2 separate regions of the Mus musculus genome follow, and region 1 is linked to region 2. The links are chromatin loops, found by intact Hi-C in ENCODE. Cell type or tissue: heart. All regions are shown on one strand. Each heading gives the region's core, and the rest is flanking DNA. Links, peaks and the distances in the headings are about the cores only.

Region 1 (9,894 bases), core at 3,419-5,918, 440 kb after region 2:
TGTTCTGATCCCATGACTTTGGCTTTCTGTAGGCTTCTTGTGTGTTTTGGGGCATCTCTTTCTTTAGGTAAGGGATTGTTTCTTCTATAATTTTGTTGAAGATGTTTGCTGGCCCTTTGAGTTAAGAATCTCCACTCTCTTCTTTTTTATTATTATTAGATATTTTTATTTATATTTTAAATGTTATCTCCTTTCCTAGTTTCTCCTCCAAAACCCCCCTATATTCTCCCACTACCACCTGCTCCCCAAACCATACACTCCCGCTTCCTGGCCCAGGCAGTATAGGGATACTGGGGCATAGAACATTCACAGGACCAAGGACCTTTTCTCCCATTGATGACCAACTAGGTAGTCCTTTGCTACATGTGTAGCCAGAGCCACGAGTCCCTTTGTGTATTTTCTTTGATTTGTGTTTTAATACCTGGGAGCTCTGGGGGTACTGGTTAGTTCATATTGTTGTTCCTCCTAGGGGGCTGCAAACCCCTTTAGATCCTTGGGTACTTTCTCTAGCTCCTTCATTGGGGACCCTGTGCTCCATCTAATGGATGACTGTGAACATCCACTTCTGTATTAGTCAGGCACTGGCAGAGCCTCTCAGGAGACAGCTATATCAGGCTCCTGTAAGCAAGCTCTTGTTGACATCTGCAATAGTGTCTGTGTTTGGTGGTTGTTTATGGGATGGATCCCCAAATGGGGCAGTTTTTGGATGGTCATTCCTTCAGTCTCTGCTCCACACTTTGTCTCTGTAACTCCTTCCATGTGTATTTTGTTCCCCCTCCTAAGGATTGTAGTATCCACATTTTTGTCTTCCTTCTTTTTGAGCTTTATGTGGTTTGCAAATTATCTCCTATACCTATTATTCTTAGGTTTAGTCTTCTCATTGTGACCTAGATTTCCTGGATGTTTTGGATCAGAAGCTTTTAGCATTTTGAATTTTCTTTTACTGTTGTGTTGATGTTTTCTATGGCATCTTCTTCTTGTACTCTGTTGGTGATACTTGCATCTGTGATTCCTATTCTTTTTTTTCTAGATTTTTCATTTCCAGGGCTGTCTCCCCTTGCGTTTTCTTCAATATTTCTATTTCCATTTTTATATCCTGGATGGTTTTGTTCAATTCCTTTACTTTTTTGACTGTGTTCTCCTGCATTTCTTTAGGGGGTTTATGGTTTCCTCTTTAAAGGTTTCTACCTGTTTACTTGTCTTCCCCTGTATTTCCTTAAGGAAGTTATTTATGTTCTTCCTAAAGTCCTCTATTATCTTCTTGAAAAGAGAATTTAGATATGAATCTTGTTTTACAGGTGTGTTGGGGTATCCAGGGCTTTTTATGGTAGGAAAAATGGGTTCTGATGTTGCCAAGTCAGGTTGGTTTCTGTTGCTTATCTTCTTCTTCTTCTTCTTCTTCTTCTTCTTCTTCTTCTTCTTCTTCTTCTTCTTCTTCTTTTAGATTTTTTATTTACTTTATTTACATTTCAAATGCTGTCCTCTTTCCTGGTCTCCCCTCTGAAAACCCCCATACCCTTCTACTCCCCCTGCTCACCACCCCACCCCACACCTGTTTCCTGGCCCTGGCATTCCCTTACTCTGGGTTATAAAGCCTTTAGAAGACCCAGGGCCTCTCCTTCCATTGATGACTGTTTGCTTACCTCTTCCTAACTGGTTATCTCTGGTGTTATCTGGTCTCCCTTTCTCTGACTGGAGCCTCTCCTTCCTGTGAGCCTGTGCTCTTGCTTTCCTGGATGTGTCAGAACCCCTGAGCTCTTGAGCTGCAACTGAGGTGTGGGCTGTGTTGGTTTGGATGCAGAGTTGAGGCTCCTCCCTGAGGCTCCACTCCCAGCACAGGTGAAAACCAGACAGTGGTAACACTCTTAAAGAAAACTGACTCTCCTTTTCCCAGCATCTGGTAATTACTCAATGCTGTGAGCAGGGGGGGTAGGAGGAGATGGGGGTTTTCAGAGGGGAGACCAGGAAAGAGGACAGCATTTGAAATGTAAATAAAGTAAATAAAAAATCTAATTAATCATATGTTGTAAATTCATGGAGCTTTGGAAATTGAATGGACTGCTAGACTCACAAAACTAATTAAATCTTGTGGAAGTGGAGATAATACTATCCCATTGCTTCAAAATGGAGAACCAAGTGGTAGGCAACAGATCTTAATGCTCAGGCTTATGCTTCCATGCAAGAGAAACATCGTTGAACATTCCTAGAAAATGCATAAAGTGGAAACTAAAAGTATTTGCAACCTCTTTCCAATTATGAATTTTCATACATGTATACCTATGGTAAAACACAATTCATATATTAGACATAAAAGGTAAACCACAACAGTAATAAAATGCATTAATGATCACAATATACTGTCATAAAACTTACACGAATGTTCTAATTTTCTCCATTGTTTGTGCTTTCATTCAACGGAAGCACTTTGTGTCTTCAGCATCTCTGAAATTCCTGCCCTACTGCCTTTCACTTGGAGTCCAAACAAGGGCTGTGTGCTTCCAAGCTCTAAAGTACGAAAAGATTTAATCGTATGTGTAAGACAGCTGATAAATGACTGGCCCACATGTAGTGTATACTGCTCAGAAATTCAGGAAAAATGGATCACTGGCATCCCAGTGTGGCAAAAAAGGATGACACAACATTTTATCACACTCCAAAGAATTCACAGTTTAAAAACATAAATGTTTATTTCTGGTGCCTTCCATTTAACATCATCAGACTTGTGGACATCTATAGATAATAATCACCACAGCAAGTAGAATTGTGGGAAATTTTGACCCTGTACCTTTGGTATACAATACCAAAGTAAAGGGTCCAATTGTGACCAAGGGATTTTTGGTATGCACGTGTGTAGTACTGTGCTACCAACATCACATTGCACTGTGATGAACTTTTCTGAAGAGTAATAAAAGTTGCTTGTGTCATTAATACACTAATCCACAGAGAACTGTGTCCACTCCTTTATGCTTGAGAGACATAACAAGAAGCAACTTTTCATAGCATAGAGTATAGTAGAGTTGAATGCACAATTGACTTAATACTGAGAGACATAGTCTTCAAATAGCAGGGTAGGCATTGTGAATGCCATCCTGTTTCCATTTCCTCTGTAGAGTAAAGGTTGTAACAAATATGAATAAACCCAACCTGTAAACTATGAAAACCTACCCCCGAGGTCCATGTTGGTAACACCATATAACGGTAAAATGTCTCCTAGAAAAGGACCTTTAAAATTGCTCAAAAAGTATTTAATCATAAAATACTATTTCAGCAAAGACTAATTTCAATTCACAGAAAACTATGTATTTCAGATAAATATTCTAACTGTATTGTATTTACGTGACAAATAGTGAACCTTACTCCAGATTCCTCCAAAGTCATTTAATTTGACCATAAAGGGGACTCAAAGTATCAGTCATTATGTTTTGTCATCAACAGACTATGCCCTACACATCCTACAAAATGATGTCTGAAAAAAATCTCTGTACACACTGTAAAGAACAAGGCTACATTAAGCCCAAAGTGTGAAATAGTGTCACTAAGATGGGTTATTTTAATTATCATGTTTGTACTATATAAATAGTTATTTCAGAAACCATGATAAAAATGTTCCATCATGTTTCAATAATAGTAAACATTTTCATGTCTATCGTAAGACAAACAACACAGTTACATTTTGGCTACACAATATAGACATTCTTTCATCTGTTTTTATCCTATATGCTATGTAGTAAAATAGCAAATGTTTTGAACAATAGATGTTTTTCTATATTAATACAATTATATTACCTTTTCCTTTTTCCAATTATATTTTCCTTTTTATTTATTATTTATTCTTCTTTCCTAAAATACATGCCAATGTCAGCCTCTCTGTTTCCACTCCTCCCTTTTCCTCTCCCACTGATCCACTGCTTCTCTCTTTCTCTTCAGAAAAGAGCAGACCTCTCAGTGATATAAAAAATATATGGCATAACAAATGATAGTAAGACTAGGCACAATCCCTCATTTCCAGGCTAGATGAGGCAACTGAATATGAAAAGGGTCCCAAGAACAGGCAAAGGAATCAAAGATACCCACACTCTTACTGTTAGGAGCTCCACAAAATCCCCAAGCTAAGTAACCACAGGATGTATGCAGAGAACCTAGCACAGACCCATGCATGCCTTGTGCTTACTGCTTCAGTTTCTATGAGCCATGCTTAGTTGATTCTGTGGGCCATGTTCTCCTCACGTCCCCGACCCTTGCTCCCTCAATGTTTCCTCTCCCATGGGGCACCCCAAGCTTCGCCTAATGTTTGGGTGTGGGCCTCCTGAACTGCTTCCATCAGCTGCCAGAGGAAACCTCTCTGGTGTCAACTGGGCGAGGCACAGAAATATGCATATAGAAATAAAAATATCATTTCATTGACTTTTCTCCTCCTCCTCCTCCTCCTCCTCCTCCTCCTCCTCCTCCTCCTCCTCCTCCTCCTCCTCCTCCTCCTCCTCCTCCTCCTTGTCTTGTAACTCACATCAGATTCTGCCCTAGGTTTCTGAGCCATCTAGCTTTAGGTTTCTTGCTATTCAGTGTTAGGCATGGGCTCCCTCTTGTGGCTGGGGCCCCAAGTTAGACTGATCATTGGTTGGTCACTCCAACAAGCTCTGATCCTCCATTGCCCCAGCACATTTTACAGACAGAATAGGTGTGGGAGGTTTCCTGGCTGAATTGATGTCCCAGAGCCTTCACTGGTTAAAGAAGACCAGTTCGAATTCCAAATCCTCAATTACTCGGGGTCCTCGCTAGGGTTACTCTCATAATTTCCAGGATGTTTCCACTGCATTAGGTTTCCACATGGCCCCTTAACACCCCTTATTCCAGGCTTCTCCCTCTCCCTCTCCCTCTCCCTCTCCCTCTCCCTCTCCCTCTCCCTCCCCCTCCCCCCCCTCCCCCTCCCCCTCCCCCTCCCCCTCTCTCCCTCTCTCCTTTCTTTTCATCCCTGCCTTCCCAACCTTGTCCTGGTCCCTCCTGTTTTCATCCATACTTGTTTGCAGTCCACCTACAAAGTCTCTTCAATTTTTCCTTCCTAGAGAGATCTAGGTGCCCCCTAGAGCTCTCCTTCTTAATTTTCTTGTCTGGGTCTGTGGATTATTGTGTGATTTCCCTTTAATCAACAGCTAATTTCCTCTTATAAGTGAGGACATTTCTAGTTGGTCTTCTGAATATGGGTTGCCTTGCTCAGGAAGATTTTTTTTCTAGTTCATTTATTTGCCTGCAGATTTCATGATGCCATTTTTTCCTAGCAGCTGAGTAATATACTCTTGTGTCAATATATCACATTTTCTGCATCCATTCTTTGATATTATTGTATCTTTTTAAAAATTACTATAATTTAAACTATACCTCACCTTCACTTGAGCTATTACCTACAAAATTTCAAATCCCACTTCATTTTGAGGTTATTTCATGATAACTGTCTGTTTGTTTTTGAATTTCATGAGCTAAGTTTTTAACATATTCACAACCATCCCCAACTCCTTCCACATGTGCCAACCCACCCTTAGCTGCCAGTTTTGTTCTCTTTTTGTTGTGTTTTTTTTCCTTTGTCTTGTTTTAGTTTTTCATGCATCAAGTCTAATTTCTACTGCCCTTATATTCTTAATGTGAGGCTTTCATCTAGAGCAGTAGACTTACCAGAGCCAACACTCTTACAAAAAACTCCCTATTCTCTGAGCAGCTATCAATTTTCAATAAAACTCCTTAGCTAGAAGATAGGGCTTTGTGTCCACCTTTCCTCTCTGTGCCAGGATGTGCCCTGGCTAGGGTTTGCACAGATCTTACGCAGGTTGTCATTAATTCTGTGAGTTCATATGTGCAGTTGTCTTGCAGTGTCTAGATGATACAGTTTCCTTACAGTCATGCACCACTTCTGGGTTGTACAGTCTTTTTACCCCTCATCCTTAATGGTTTCTGAGCCTTGGAAAGCCTATAGTATAAACAGAGAGCCACCTAATATGTGCACAATCAAAGCATCACACTATCAAGTATAATAAAAAGAAACCCTCTTGATAGCAACTGTGCCCGTAAAAAATCGACAAGAAAATATATAGTTTGTTAAGAGAAGATGTCATACTAATTTTTTCACTAGAGTCACAGATAACTGGAAAGGCACAATCGTTAGTGTAAAAAGGAACCACAGTCTTACAGATGTTAGTTGTTTCACATGTAGTTCATAGAAGTAATGAATTTCCAACTAAAATCTCAAACTTGGTTTCATAAACATAGAAACTTTTCCTAAGACCTAATAGCACACATAAGAAAGTAAAATGTTTGTTCGTTGAAAATGGATCTACATTTTCCTCCATTCAGTTGTTAATCTGTTATATGTATTACAGTACTAGCACAAGGAAAGGTGAATTTCTCTTGACATTTTGAATAATTGACATGTGCAAGTTTCTGTAATATGTATGTTAGATACATCTGTAAAGGAAAAGCAGGTAATATATTGACTTTACAAAGCTGAGTGTCAGTGTGACGGTTCAACAAGTAAAGGAGACTGGAATATGAGCTTGGTGACCTAGCACTGAGCACCATAATTTGAAACTGTGGGAACCAACCCAATTCTGAAAGTCATCTTCTGGCTTCTGCATATGTGCTAGGAGCACATGCCCACACTCACATAAATGCAACATACCCCACTACTCACACACATTACAAAGATGCAACAGAAAATTTCAGAGAAATGCAAAGTAGGCAATTAAGGGCTCATAGGCATTTCACTAGGTAGTGTATTTCAGGAAATCTCTAACTCAGAGAAAGCCCTCTAGAAGGAAAATATATAGCCTAGGATCTGAAGACCAAAATTATTTAAATGAATGTGGATTCTAATGATAAATAGTCCATTGACAGATGAAGAAATACTCATGAAACCTGTAAGAGGTATGCCTAAAATTAAAAATATGAACAAGAAGGAAAGTGGCAAAGGGGATGAAGAAGGTATAGATAGAAATGCTGGGGGTGTAAGGGTCTGCACTGAGCCTCCAGTAGAGGGAAGGCAGAAAGAGGTCACAGCCAGCAGCACCAAGAACAGGAAGGACTGGTGTGCAGCGTGCCCACTGGGAGCAGAAAGGAAAGAGAAAACTGATTTTCCTAAAAAGAAAAGTTTTGTCAATGAAGGGGATTGTTTTAAAAGAGGGGAGAAAACTGAGAATAAATTAATATGATTTCAAAAATTTTTGAATTATTTGTTTTTATGTGTAAGAATGCTTCTCTGCATGTATGCATGTGTACTATGTGCCTGCCTGCTGCCCTTGGAGGTCAGAAGAGGGTATTGGATGCCCTAAGACATTAGGGATGGTCATGAGCCACTATGTGTATGGTGGCAACTGAACCAGGGTCCTCTGTAAGAGGAACAATTGTCCCTGGCCTCTAAGCATAGATTCTTGCTTGAACATATGAAAGAGAAATATTTACTACCATGTCCCAAATACTGTCTGTGAAAGGAGTGAGAGGTAGATGGGACTCACACAGTGACTTGAAATCAAAAGGGATTTTTTTGTTTTCAGTGCAAATTCAGTTCTTTTTGGGGGGGGACTTTTAAGATAAAATGATGAGAACAAAATGGCTGAAGAAGAAAAATGAGACTCCTAGAAGAACTAATTATGCCAATCCATTAACTGCAAGAGACTGGAAGAGACCAGAGAGAACTGGGTAGTTTCAGAAATAAATCTTGTACCCAAAGGACTGTCCTTTACAGAACTTTACAAGGAAAGCAATAGCAAGGGTGCCAGCAACTTCATGGTATTATGGAAGAAATTAAGATAAAAGTCACTTGTTCTAATTTTTTTCATTTCCTTGTTTTTTAACAAAATTAACTAAATGATCTTCTATGTAAACAAAGATGACACAAGGCTGGGAGAAAATGCAGGGACTGCTATACAGTTATCCACTAAAATGTTGGGCCTTCAGAGCACTGATTGAACTGAGATGTGTCAAGCAGTAAGCACTGTGTAGAGGCAGCATGAGGGTGCTGGCTTCTCAAGGATGCTACTGAAGTAAGGGCCAAAAGGAATTTAAGTACTTCCTAAAGAATGCAAGCCACTTCAATGCCATGCATTTAAGAGTCTTAACAGTAGCACAAATAACTCCTGCATGGCCATAATGACTTAGATGTGTACACCTGAGGGTACTATATTTATTGTAGAACACTGCATGTAACGATTCATCCAATTAGTGCCTAACCTACAGAATCCATTTCAATTTTGAGATGTGTCATGTTTTATTACTTTTAAGTCATTCTGAAGGATCACATATAAGATAATGAATTATGGTTTTGTTTTTACCCACAGGATTGGTTTTGAGGATGGGTTAGTATTCTGGCAGTATACAGCAGAATGTTTTCAAAATGTAGAGATAGTCAGGAAATGACAACTGACACATTTTGACACTCATTGATCTTACAAAATATTCAACAGTCACATAGCTCATCTTGATAGCACTTTGGGGAACAATGTAGTATTTACTGTTAAAAGCATTATACATCCATAAATCATAAACTAAAACTTGCTGAAGTCCCAAGAACTCTATGATTTTGAGAATATTTGTATTGCATTGATGCTTCTATATCTTCTTTTGCACAGTCCCATCATTGTATTCTGTCCCATGCAGTCCCTGTCATTAGGGATAACTTGGGGCCAGAGAAACATGCAGTCTCACGAACCAGAGAAGTTTACATTCTAGTGCTCAGTCTACAAAATACTAACATGTGTTGTGACCCCAGAAATGTTGTCTTCTTACTTCAGTTCTGTCTAAAAACTGAGCTAATAATAATGTAACATAAGATAATTGTGAAGATTAAATGAAATAATGAATGCAAATGCTGAATTATTGTCAATATTAAGCAATGTAATTTTATTTCTCATGCTTTTATTAAAGTATGATTTATAGTCAGCAATATATCTTAACAATGTAACCTCATACCTATTAACATCTGTTCACATATCTACCAGCCAAATCAGTAAATAGAGCTACATCATCTCCACACACCTAGAATGTTCCTTTGTTTCCTTCCTTCCTTCCTTCCTTCCTTCCTTCCTTCCTTCCTTCCTTCCTTCCTTTTGTTTGTTTTTTGGAGACAGGGTTTCTCTGTGTAGCCCTGGCTGTCCTGGAACTCACTTTGTAGACCAAGCTGGTCCCGAACTCAAAAATCTACCTGCCTCTGCCTCCCGAGTGCTGGGATTAAAGGTGTGTGCCACCATGCCCAGCTTTGTTCCTTTGTTTTCATTCTCCAAAATACCACTATCTCTCAAAATACCACCATCGAAAAAGTCCATTTTCCTGTTAATACTTGGCTTGTTCAGTCTTACTCATCATTTATTTTCTGTGATTAAGTATTATTTTATTGTAGTATCATCAATTTTATAAAGGAATTGAAATTTGAACCTCCAGTGGAGCCACTATGTGTCTTTATTTGATTTCAGTTTGGGTTTTTATCACAAAAGAACTACAGTTAATGTTTCTAGAAGAGGATTGGTGCCATAAACATCATACATTGATCCTTGGTTTGCTGTTATTGTTTGTTGTATAAACTCAGTGAAGAGGATATGTCTACACAAATTAAAAGGAGAACAAATTATCATAGACAGGATTATTGTATGATTAATAATATTACTTTCTTCTTCCATCACATCCAACTTTCAGGGAGGGCATTGTTATTTATTTGGCTCAGAAGTCCAGAAACTTCTGTGTCTTCACAGCTTTTGTCATTGCAAATAACAGCCAATGAAGTCTGCAAGTCCTAACTGTAGCATTTTCCATGCAATACCAACATGCTGATTCCTTTGCCTAATTTATCTTTAGGCTTAATTATTTTAGTAGTGCTTATACAATTAATGTTGAAATCTTCCTTGTTTCTGATTACCTTAT
Region 2 (9,894 bases), core at 4,590-7,089:
TTTTATACTATAAGCATGAGCAAAAAGTTCAAAAGATACAGAAATCATGGAGGGCTGTAGAGTTAAAAGTGCAATCAGCGATCTGTGAGCAAGCAAATTCCTTAAGTACATAAATGCCTACTCTCGTGGCGCTTTAATAGAGGGTAGACTAGACTGAAAGTTACCTCAACTCAATTTCACCCTATCACTGTTCTGTTTTTTCCCTCTTTTTAATGAGTCTAGAAATGTCACTCATAGAGAGGTAAGAGGAATATAGAATCCAGGTTCATCCCTATGAAGTGATGTAGCAACAAAAGTAGTTCAGTGGCTCATTGCTAAACTTGAAGATAAATTAGATGGACAGGGATGAAGACTTAGCCAATGCTGTGCTTGGCAATAGGAACAAGATATAGTGAGCAAGCTGATGTTTATATTTGTTTAGTGTTATGAAGATTGGCACTACATTTCTTAAAAATATCCTTGATCAATTAAAAACAAAGAAACAAACCAAAAACCTCCTCTATTCATTTAGGGATGTTTTGCTGTCTGTATTCCATACTGCCCTTGCTTAAATTGTATAAAGAGAGAAGCTTATAATTTTATAGTTCTGGTTTTCCCCAAATGGGTTAAAAGAAGCAGTGCAGTATTCAGAAAATTGAGAGTGCATTTATTACTTGGTACACATTTTTGAGATTACAGATTAAGAAGAGTGCTTATGTTATGGGTGCTAGCATCAGAGCCTATAGCCTCTGAATCCAGTGATGACATCACTCATGGGTGACAAGGACCTGTGTCTGTTGCCATGGCAACTGTCATACATTCCCAGTGTTGACCTGCCTGCACCTCACCTGTGTGAAGTTGTGTGTATGATTACATCATGGTCCAAATAAAAGGCAGAACCCCTTGACCTTTGCTCTCTGTTTCCTTCTTCCTTATTGCCCTCCTTCCCATGAAACTTTGCTGGCCTGATGTGATCTGTCTGGATAAAAGAAGGCATTCTAACACAACAATGGGTGCTGTTTGAGAATCTAAAGGGTCCTGAGATTCAGTGAGTCATACTTTTGAAGAATGCTAGGAAGTAATGGGATCACAGTATGGTTTAGTAGAACACGCATGTACACGCTCAACTACTTCCTGGTCTATAGATAGAAAATTTCTATTGAGAAATCCTCACACTGGCAATTGGAATTCAGTTCCCACTTGGTATCTCCATCTTTGACCTTCAGTGAACATAATTCATCTATGACGGAAGTCTGCACTACCCTTTTATTCAGGTGTTACTTAAACTGCATTTTTGTTTATTGTTTTTCTTCTGTCACCTTCTCCCCAATCCCAATCTGCTCTTATTCCCTCCTACAGTGTCTCTTGCATGTTCCATCCTGTATTTAGATGGACAGGGAGAAGGTGACTGACCTCCCAAATAAGCTAGTTCCAGGGCTTGAATAGTGTGTGCCATCTTCATTTGGATGACAGACTTTACAAAGGTACATATCTCTAGGGAAGAATGTATTTAATTCTGTAAATTGGTGAAACCTGAAAGGATTTTTGTTTGCTTGGTTGTTCTTTTTGAGCTGAACTCTAAAGTCTGGCTATATTGGCCTGCCTACTCTCATACTCTTGGGACTGATTCATGTTCTAGACTTTTCAGTAACTGGTTCACTGGGAATACAGCTGTTGGTCACCATGTCTAGTTATAAGAATGTTTTTGAAGGAGAAAAAAAAAGAAACAATCATGTTTTAAGAACATATACTATAGTGGTGGTTTGAATAAGCAATACCTCCCAATACACTCAGGCATTTGAACACTGGCTCTTCAGTTGATGGTGCTGTTAGGGAAGATCATGGAACCTTTAGGAGCAGGAGCCCTCTTGTGGGAAGTATGTCACTGGGAGGTGGGCTTTGCACTTTCATAGCTTGTCCCACTTTCAATTCGCCCAAATTCAAATTCCCCCCCTCTCCCTCCTTGACTTCTTTTGATCTCTGTATCATAATGGAAATGAGTTGGAACAGCTGGAAACTAAGATAGTAGAATGCATTCTCACTCACCAAAGAGCTTAGATATGTACTGGAAAGATATAAAAAGGACCAGAGAATTAATTAGGAGCCCTAAGCAAGATAATTAACTTGTTCTCAATGGTGAACAGCTTTTGCAGAGTGGGCAGGCACATGCAATATGCAGTTTTAGAAATCACAGAAGCAATTCTATAGAGAAAATAGTGAAAGAGAAAAGACCCAATAGAGTTTGTTCGTGCTTGAAAACTACTGAAGTATACAAAAATCAGCATGCATCTTTATGTTCTCTCTCTCTCTCTCTCTCTCTCTCTCTCTCTCTCTCTCTCTCTCTCACACACACACACACACACACACACACACGAGTATTATATATTTTAGACACAGAAATTTATAAGAGGTAGAGATAAGGCTGAGGAGCTCAGAGTACTTGCTGTTCTATCAAGGGTCCTCAATTCAGTTTCCAGGGTCACAACTGTTGAGAACTGTAGCTCCAGAGATCTATCCCTTCTTCTGGACATGCAGAGAATCTATAGATGTATGGCATACCCTCATATAAATTTAAAAACCAGACTTGTGTGCAAAATAATTAGTAAATTGAAACAATTTTATAAAGTCATATAAAATATGAATATGATAAGAAACATTAACCTTTAACCTATGTTGCCCAGTCCATGATATCCTCTGGTATCACATTTTGAAATTCCAGTAACATCATAGTTTAATCTACCAGCAAAGTGTTAGAAATTGGCAGAGAAACTTTAATAGGTTGGATATTTGTGGTAGAGTAAGCAGAAGACCTTTGCCATGAACAGTTGTAGTGGGTGTTGATCTTGACCTATCAGAAGTGGATTTTGAGAGAAAGTACTTGCAAAATAGCTTCAAAAGTATTTTTGTAAATATCAACAATTTTAGGACTAAACAAGAGTCATAGTTATAAAGTTAAGGTTGTACACTAAACTGTTGGGACCTTAGTATAAACAATTTTGTCAGTGAGATAACATTTATTAAATTATCCATAAATTTATTCATGGATAGAAATATATAGCTCCCACTCTGAGACTATCAGAGAAATATACAAGTTTCATGAAGTTTTAAAGAAAACTGAGCAAAAGAAGGAAAGACGGGAGGCATAATACTAGAAAGTACAGTTTGCTAGGATTGTACTTGGAAGTCAGCTGGAGCCAAATCTCTCAGAATTCTGGTAGAACTAGAATGAACTCCATGAAAAGATGGCTCTGGCATTGATGACAGAGAAAAGCATGCAAAGGTGTTAAGACAGCTGACTTCTTTAAAAGGAAAGTTAAAATTTAGCCCCTTAGTAGATATGTCTACAGTGTGAAAAGTTCTTGTGAGGTACATAAAACATTTTTTTTTTAGTTTCCAAACTTATTCTGGACACACTGGGACATCTTACTTCATTTTCACAGGAAAGAAAAGAATCTATCTTGTTGCTTTTATTTTGTCGGATGAGGTGACTAGATGAGGGTCTAGCCCAGGCTGTGTGAATACATGGCATGGGCTAAGACCAGAGAATTTCTTTCTGTGTTCAAACCCAATCTCTGCTCTGACCTAAGCCTTGAAGTTTCTAGGCTCCATAAGGCCAATTTCCAAAGATGACTGAGTCAATCTGGCGTCCTTCAGCTTTTGCCTGAACTGCTCCTTCTGGCCTCATGCTAATTTTTTCAATATGGCCTATTCTTTAGGCTCCTTCTCATTCTCTGGCTAGTTCTGTTGACATGTGTATAGTTTGTTCCTTCTGTAACCTGTCTCTGTAAAACTGTCCTGGTAAAACTGTCCTACACACATACGACCCACCACACACCACTCCACCTTCCTTCTTTCTCTCTCTACCTGCTCTTAAATCACATATCTTCCTCTGCTCTTCTCCTATGAGTTGGGCACATCCTATTTCTGACTCATTCTGCCAAATCTTTCTCTGACTTGTCACTTTGTCAGCCTCTAAATTAGAGGTCACATGGCAGCTTCCTTCTAGAAACTAACTTTATCTTCATTGTTAGGGATTAAAGGTGTATCCTATGAGTGTGTCTGTATTCCACATAGATTATCCTGTAATATATGCCATGTCTGAATTCTAGTATCATAACTTTGTATGGGAACTGTTGCCAAGGCAACCATGTTGATAAATTAAAATTCCTCTACAAACTGATGCAATTGTAACTTATTCCAAAAGAAAACATTTCTACTATTCTACAAATAGTAAGTGGTACAATAGAGTCTCCAAATATATGATGTTTATACCAAAATCTGTGAAACCTAGAATTTGGAGGGCTCTCAAGATGGAAATAACAGGAACTATTCAAATTAATCTAAGAAGCTGTCATGTTTTAGATATCTAGGAACAGTGAAGGAAGGGCCAGGAAAACATGCATGCACATAGTTTTCATGTGTACTGAAGCCACACTATATGGGAATAAAATGTTTCCCTTGTACAATATTATTGTAAGATATATTATGTCTGTGATAAATAAAACTTTCTTATGTTGAATTCTGAATGGCAAAATTTGAAATCACCTCCTTTTCTGAATTGGAAATAAGAAATCCAGTTTTAAAATTCTGTCCCATATAATACAAGCTGTGAAAAATAGTAATGTGTTTTATGATGAAGTGATCAGTTAGCAATTTCATTTGGTGAATAATCTGGATACATATTCACCCCTGTGGAGACTCGTGTTGTTTATTTGGTTAGCAAAACCATTATTGCCTCACATAGTTGTTCTTGAAACAGCGATAGCCCATAATTAATGTCACTTATGTATCACTACTATTGTTTTTTACTCTGAAGAGTATTAATGGTGAATAAGTTTTATAATTTCCTTTCAATGGAACCAGAACTTTTTATGGGAAAAGTTTAAGAAAGGGTGTTAGCATTTCTAATATTAACCACCAAACACGTAGTGAAATAAAGGGCTTTCCTCAAAAAAAAAAAAATATCTGTTTGTTCATCATTCAACTTAATTTGAAATTACTCTAATCAGAGCCATGCTGTTATTTCGTCCACTAGTTATACAGATCATTTTAAATGATCATGTTTGCATGACCTCATAAAAATGAACAAGATGCAAACTTTAAGAAATCATTTTGAGACAGGCTAGGTGGTGCACACCTGTAATCTCAGCCCTCAGATCTCTGGAGACAAAAGAAGAACAATATGAACGAGTTCAAGTCTAACCTGGCCCCTACATAGTTTCAGGATAGCCAAGAGTACACAGAGATATCCTGCTTCAAACAGACAAAAAACAAATCATATTTTTAATACCACACTGTTATAGTTCATTGTTTTCCAGTATATTTGTCTTAATTTGAATTACTGTAAAAAAGGGGGGGGGGGTTAGTGCAAAAGGAAGGAAGAGAGGAAGGAAGGAAACAAGGACAGAAAGAAAAGGAGAGGAAGAGAGATAGTATAGAAGGAAGAGAGAAAAGGAGATAGGAATAGAAAGCATTGAGTAAAGTATATGAATCTTCAAGAAGCAAAGATATATTGGCTCTTTCCTCTTTTTATGCCCTCCTTTATGAAGATATTAGAACATTGACAAGATTAAAGATTAAGATTTTGCTATTATTCTTAGTGATTTTAATTCGCATTCATGTACCAAAGGAGGGAAAATTAATTCCATCAAGTTTGTGGACCTTCGTCTCATGCTGCCTGATTTATCACCAGATTTCCTGTGTGCCTGCTCTCATTTCTCTTTGCCACCAGAGGGAGATGGAAACCTACCTGTAAGACAGAAGCACTGAGTGCTAGCTGTGTAAGTCTTGGGATTGCTCAATGTTCTCTAGGGACCTCCATTTTCAGAGAAGTTCTAGACAGCGAAAAGGCAGCGAATGTGCTGTTAGGAAGTGTTTGTGTACTCATGCAGTACGATGATCATTATTGTATGCAGAAGATTCTGACAGCTCCAAAGAGAGTCAAATTTACAGCAGGACTGAAGCTGGTGTTTGGCAAAGGAGCTCTCTACCTTACTATAAAGGAGTCCTATCTCTTCCAAACTATGAACTATGTCTTCCTTGAAGCTTTAATTTGTAATTTTAACTCAGAGACAAAGCCACCAGTGCCTTATTTTTCAAATTTAAGTGGTGGGTTTTTTCTGAGAAGGTACTCTGCTTAATTTTGAGTTAAAAGATAAATATGTTTGTGTATACATTTGCTTTCACTATCACTTGTAAATATACTGAAAGGCAGCTCAGCCATTTTTAGCTATTATTAATTTTCTCTATAGTGTATAGAATGCAAGTATCAGAAGGTTGTATATTATTGACTAAATTTTTATTGTGCTTTTATGACATTTTTACATTCATGAGATAATATTAATATATTATATTTTTAAATCTTGTAAATTAGGGCAATATACACAGGCACTGTAAAATGACAAGGAGAAACAGGTAAATGTTCATTTCAAATACAATTGTCTTAGCCATTTTTAAGGATTTTGCCTTGCAAAGAGTATTTTATTAAACAATGAGTCCATGGGAAAAAGTTTAAAATGGATTAGTATATTAAAATTGTTTTGTGTATCATCCTGGAAAAAGAAATCTAAAACTCAATTATTTTTTATTTTATGTATCCTGCTGTTATTTAGCCCAGTTACTTGGCAAAATGTCCATGAACATTCATATCTAAATGAAAGATATAAAATAATCTTTTTGAAATTGCTTGGTGAAATGTTAGCTATCATGGACACAAGATAATGTTGTATTTTCCAAAATGTTAACTTCATTGAAATTATGATATACTGTGAGCTGTGTTTCTAATGTATTTTTCTTGGCTTTCTTGTTATCAAGAAACCAAATATAACTTGATATTTGTGTATATATACATCAGTGACTCTAACTGATTTGTTTTACTATATTATCCGTGTTCATTTCATATTGAAGCAATTTTGCTAGTGGTAGTCATAGAGAATGAAGTGCTTAAGTATAGAAGCCATGTTTTAATGAGTGAAAGATTATGACTCTAAGAATTAATCGAGCAGTTCAAACTGGTGGGTAACCTAGACTAGGGACTGCTTTCCTCATCTGAACAACAGAAGCTATATAATAGCGTGAGTGGAAGAGAGGTTAGGGGCTACATGTAATCCTCATAGTAAAGCAAGGAGCTGGAGTAACAACAAACTTTTTAATTAGATATTTTCTTTATTTACATTTCAAATGTTATCCCCTTTTCTAGTTTCCACTCCAAAAATCCCCTATTTCCTCCCCCCTCCCCTTTTTCCCCAACCCACCCACTCCCATTCCTGGTACTGGCATTCCCCTAAACTGGGGCCTAGAGCCTTCACAGGACCCAGGGCCTCTCCTCCCATTGATGATCGACTAGGCCATCCCCTGCTACATATATAGCAAGAGCCACAAGTTCTACCATGTGTTTTCTTTGGTTGGTGGAATAGTTCCAAGGAGCTCTGGGCGTTCTGGTTAGTTTATATTAAAGTTCCTTCTATAGGGCTTCAGTCCCCTTCAGCTCCCCTCTGGCTCCTTCACTGGGGACCTTGTGGTCTGTCCAATGGATGACTGTGAGTATCCATTTCTGTATTTGCCAGGCACTGGCAGAGCCTCTCAGGAGACAGCTCTATCAGGTTCCTGTCAGCAGGCTCTTGTTAGCATCTGCCTAGTGTCTGGGTTTGGTGGTTGTTTATGGGGTGGATCCCCAAATGGGGCAGTCTCTGGATGGTCATTTCTTCAGGCTCTGCTCCGAACTTTGTCTCTGTAACTCCATCCAGGGGTATTTTGTTCCCCATTCTAAGAAGGAATGAAGTATCCACACCTTGGTCTTCCTTCTTCTTGAGTTTCATGTGTTTTGCAAATTGTATCTTGGGTATTCTAAATTTCTGGGCTAATACCAACAACAGAATTAAGAACCAAGCAGGCAGGTAATTAACAATAAAAAAGCTAGCATAGATGAATAGGCAAACTGCAAATTCAGAGATGAATTATGAAATTGGTGCCATATGTAAAACAAAAGGAGATTTTGAGGAAACAATTCTTATCAGAACACATGTTATGAACCTTGAACTCCCAGATTAGTCTACATAGGGCTAAGATGCTTTGCAATTCTTAGAGGTGCCATGGAATCTTTTCAATTTTACAGAATATTCTAGAACAATGAGATCATCTGTCTGATTTACTAATTTAACCAACAATTTCAAACAATTATATTTTATATACGATGAATTTTTGGAAAATACTATGAAAAAAAACAAAAGGATTTTCTGTGTTTTTCCCATATTTTATTTTTAGTGTATTTTATGTGTTTGGTCATTTCACCTGTATGTTTATCTATGTAAACATGCATACCTGGTGGCCACCGAGGCCACAAGAAGGTTTCAGATACCCTGGGACAAGAATTATAAATAGTTGAGAACTACACTGTGGGTACTAGGAATTGAACCTAGGTTCTCTGAAAGACTACCCAGTGCTATTAACTGCTGAGCCATCTGTCCATCTCCCAAACACATATATTATAAATGCAAGTCATTACTAAACAAAAAAATGAAAAATGAAAAATGTAAGATTATGCCTAATTTCACAGAGTATAAATTGAAGAATCACCTTTTTATTTCTGTTATAGCAGAGTATGTGACAATATTTTGTGCTGCTGAGGTAAGTGGAAGGATTGGTCTATGTACTGTTAAGAGGTATTTGTATATCTTGAAACATCCTTCATTGATATGTATCTTTAAGCTGTTATGGAACCTCCACAGGATTCAGCTGAGCAGTTCTGCAGTCATTTATAAATATGTTTGTCCATTCTAAATTGCTATAAAGAATTAAAAGTACTGTCAAGATATACTTTTAATGAGATATATTTAAGTTAAAAATACCAACACATTACACATAATGGAATGATATTCCTATACTATGACAATTACTTTGTTGTAAAAAAAAAATGTAGTGTTTCAGAGCAAGCATAATAATATAACTGTTATCTCAGTATTCAGGATGCTGATGGGGAGATGATAATAAATGTTTGTGGCCAGCTTTAGCTATATAGCAAAACCCCTTCTCACACATATTAAAAAGCATATGTATATAAAATGTATGTGAAACTGTTCTTTCCTTCAGGTTTACTATTCATCTATGTCAAAAATTGTACTAAGTACTTCACATGGCGTTGCTTGTCTTGATAACCTCAGGAGAGAGGCTTTACGTTTCCATATATGCATGTATACGTTTCCATATATGCATGTATACGTTTCCATATATGCATGTATAGAGGCTGAGGTGTGCACTTCACTGGAATATCAAGCCAGTAGCTAGCACTTGGTCTAGGACAAGGAGACAGGTACAGTGGCTCCAGAGACCATAATTTTTTTGTCTAAAAATATTCATGTTTAAATTAGAGGCTTCTTTTCTGACTGATGCTCTTGTTATATAAAGATTCTACAGCATTTGCATGCACGACAAGGGATATGTTCTTCTTTTCTATTAGAAAAAAACAATTATAAGGATAACTGCATGTTTGGAGAAATAAGTAATTGAATTAGAGGAAGAAACAGATGTTGAGTCATGTGTAGTGACTGCTTCTGACAAAAAATTGTAGAATCAACAAATAATAATGTCCCAAAGGCTCCCATTTCTGCATGTTTAAGTCAACTTCATAATTAGAGCATTAAAATACAAATGGACTTAGAGCATGGCTGGGAATATAAAACTGAGAAATTAAAAAAGTGATTTTACATTTTAAACATGTTTATTCCCATCAAACTTCTTTGGGTATTATATGACATTTTGCAGCACTATCTAAGAGCGGGCATAATATTAATTCCATACGTGTAATATGTAAAATGCTAATATATTTAAGCAGAGGAGTTATGGCTTATATTTATCTCAATACCAACTGCTTCCCAGTTGTCATTTTTAGTAAACAGGCATTTATATAGATATGTAAGC

What was found. A loop is a pair of places that touch in the nucleus more often than their neighbours do. Peaks named below come from ENCODE experiments on the same cell type or tissue, not always from the same donor. Only the 100,000 strongest peaks of a DNase experiment are listed, where the experiment ranks them.
Region 1: a loop joins it to region 2, with 15 times the contacts of the local background. A loop is called at or near these places in 11 of 42 quality-filtered maps.

Annotation. Positions count from the first base shown.
Region 1 is chr4:77,078,061-77,087,954 of GRCm38, reverse strand. All of the region lies in intron 7 of Ptprd (protein tyrosine phosphatase, receptor type, D), which reads left to right. Among named protein-coding and RNA genes, the nearest start is that of Gm38646, 230 kb to the left of the region's middle. In heart, for the core only: a CTCF peak has its summit at 4,585 (motif pointing left); no DNase peak of the experiment used is centred there.
Region 2 is chr4:77,515,244-77,525,137 of GRCm38, reverse strand. The region is part of intron 4 of Ptprd (protein tyrosine phosphatase, receptor type, D); the gene reads left to right. Among named protein-coding and RNA genes, the nearest start is that of Gm38646, 210 kb to the right of the region's middle. In heart, for the core only: a CTCF peak has its summit at 5,704 (motif pointing right); no DNase peak of the experiment used is centred there.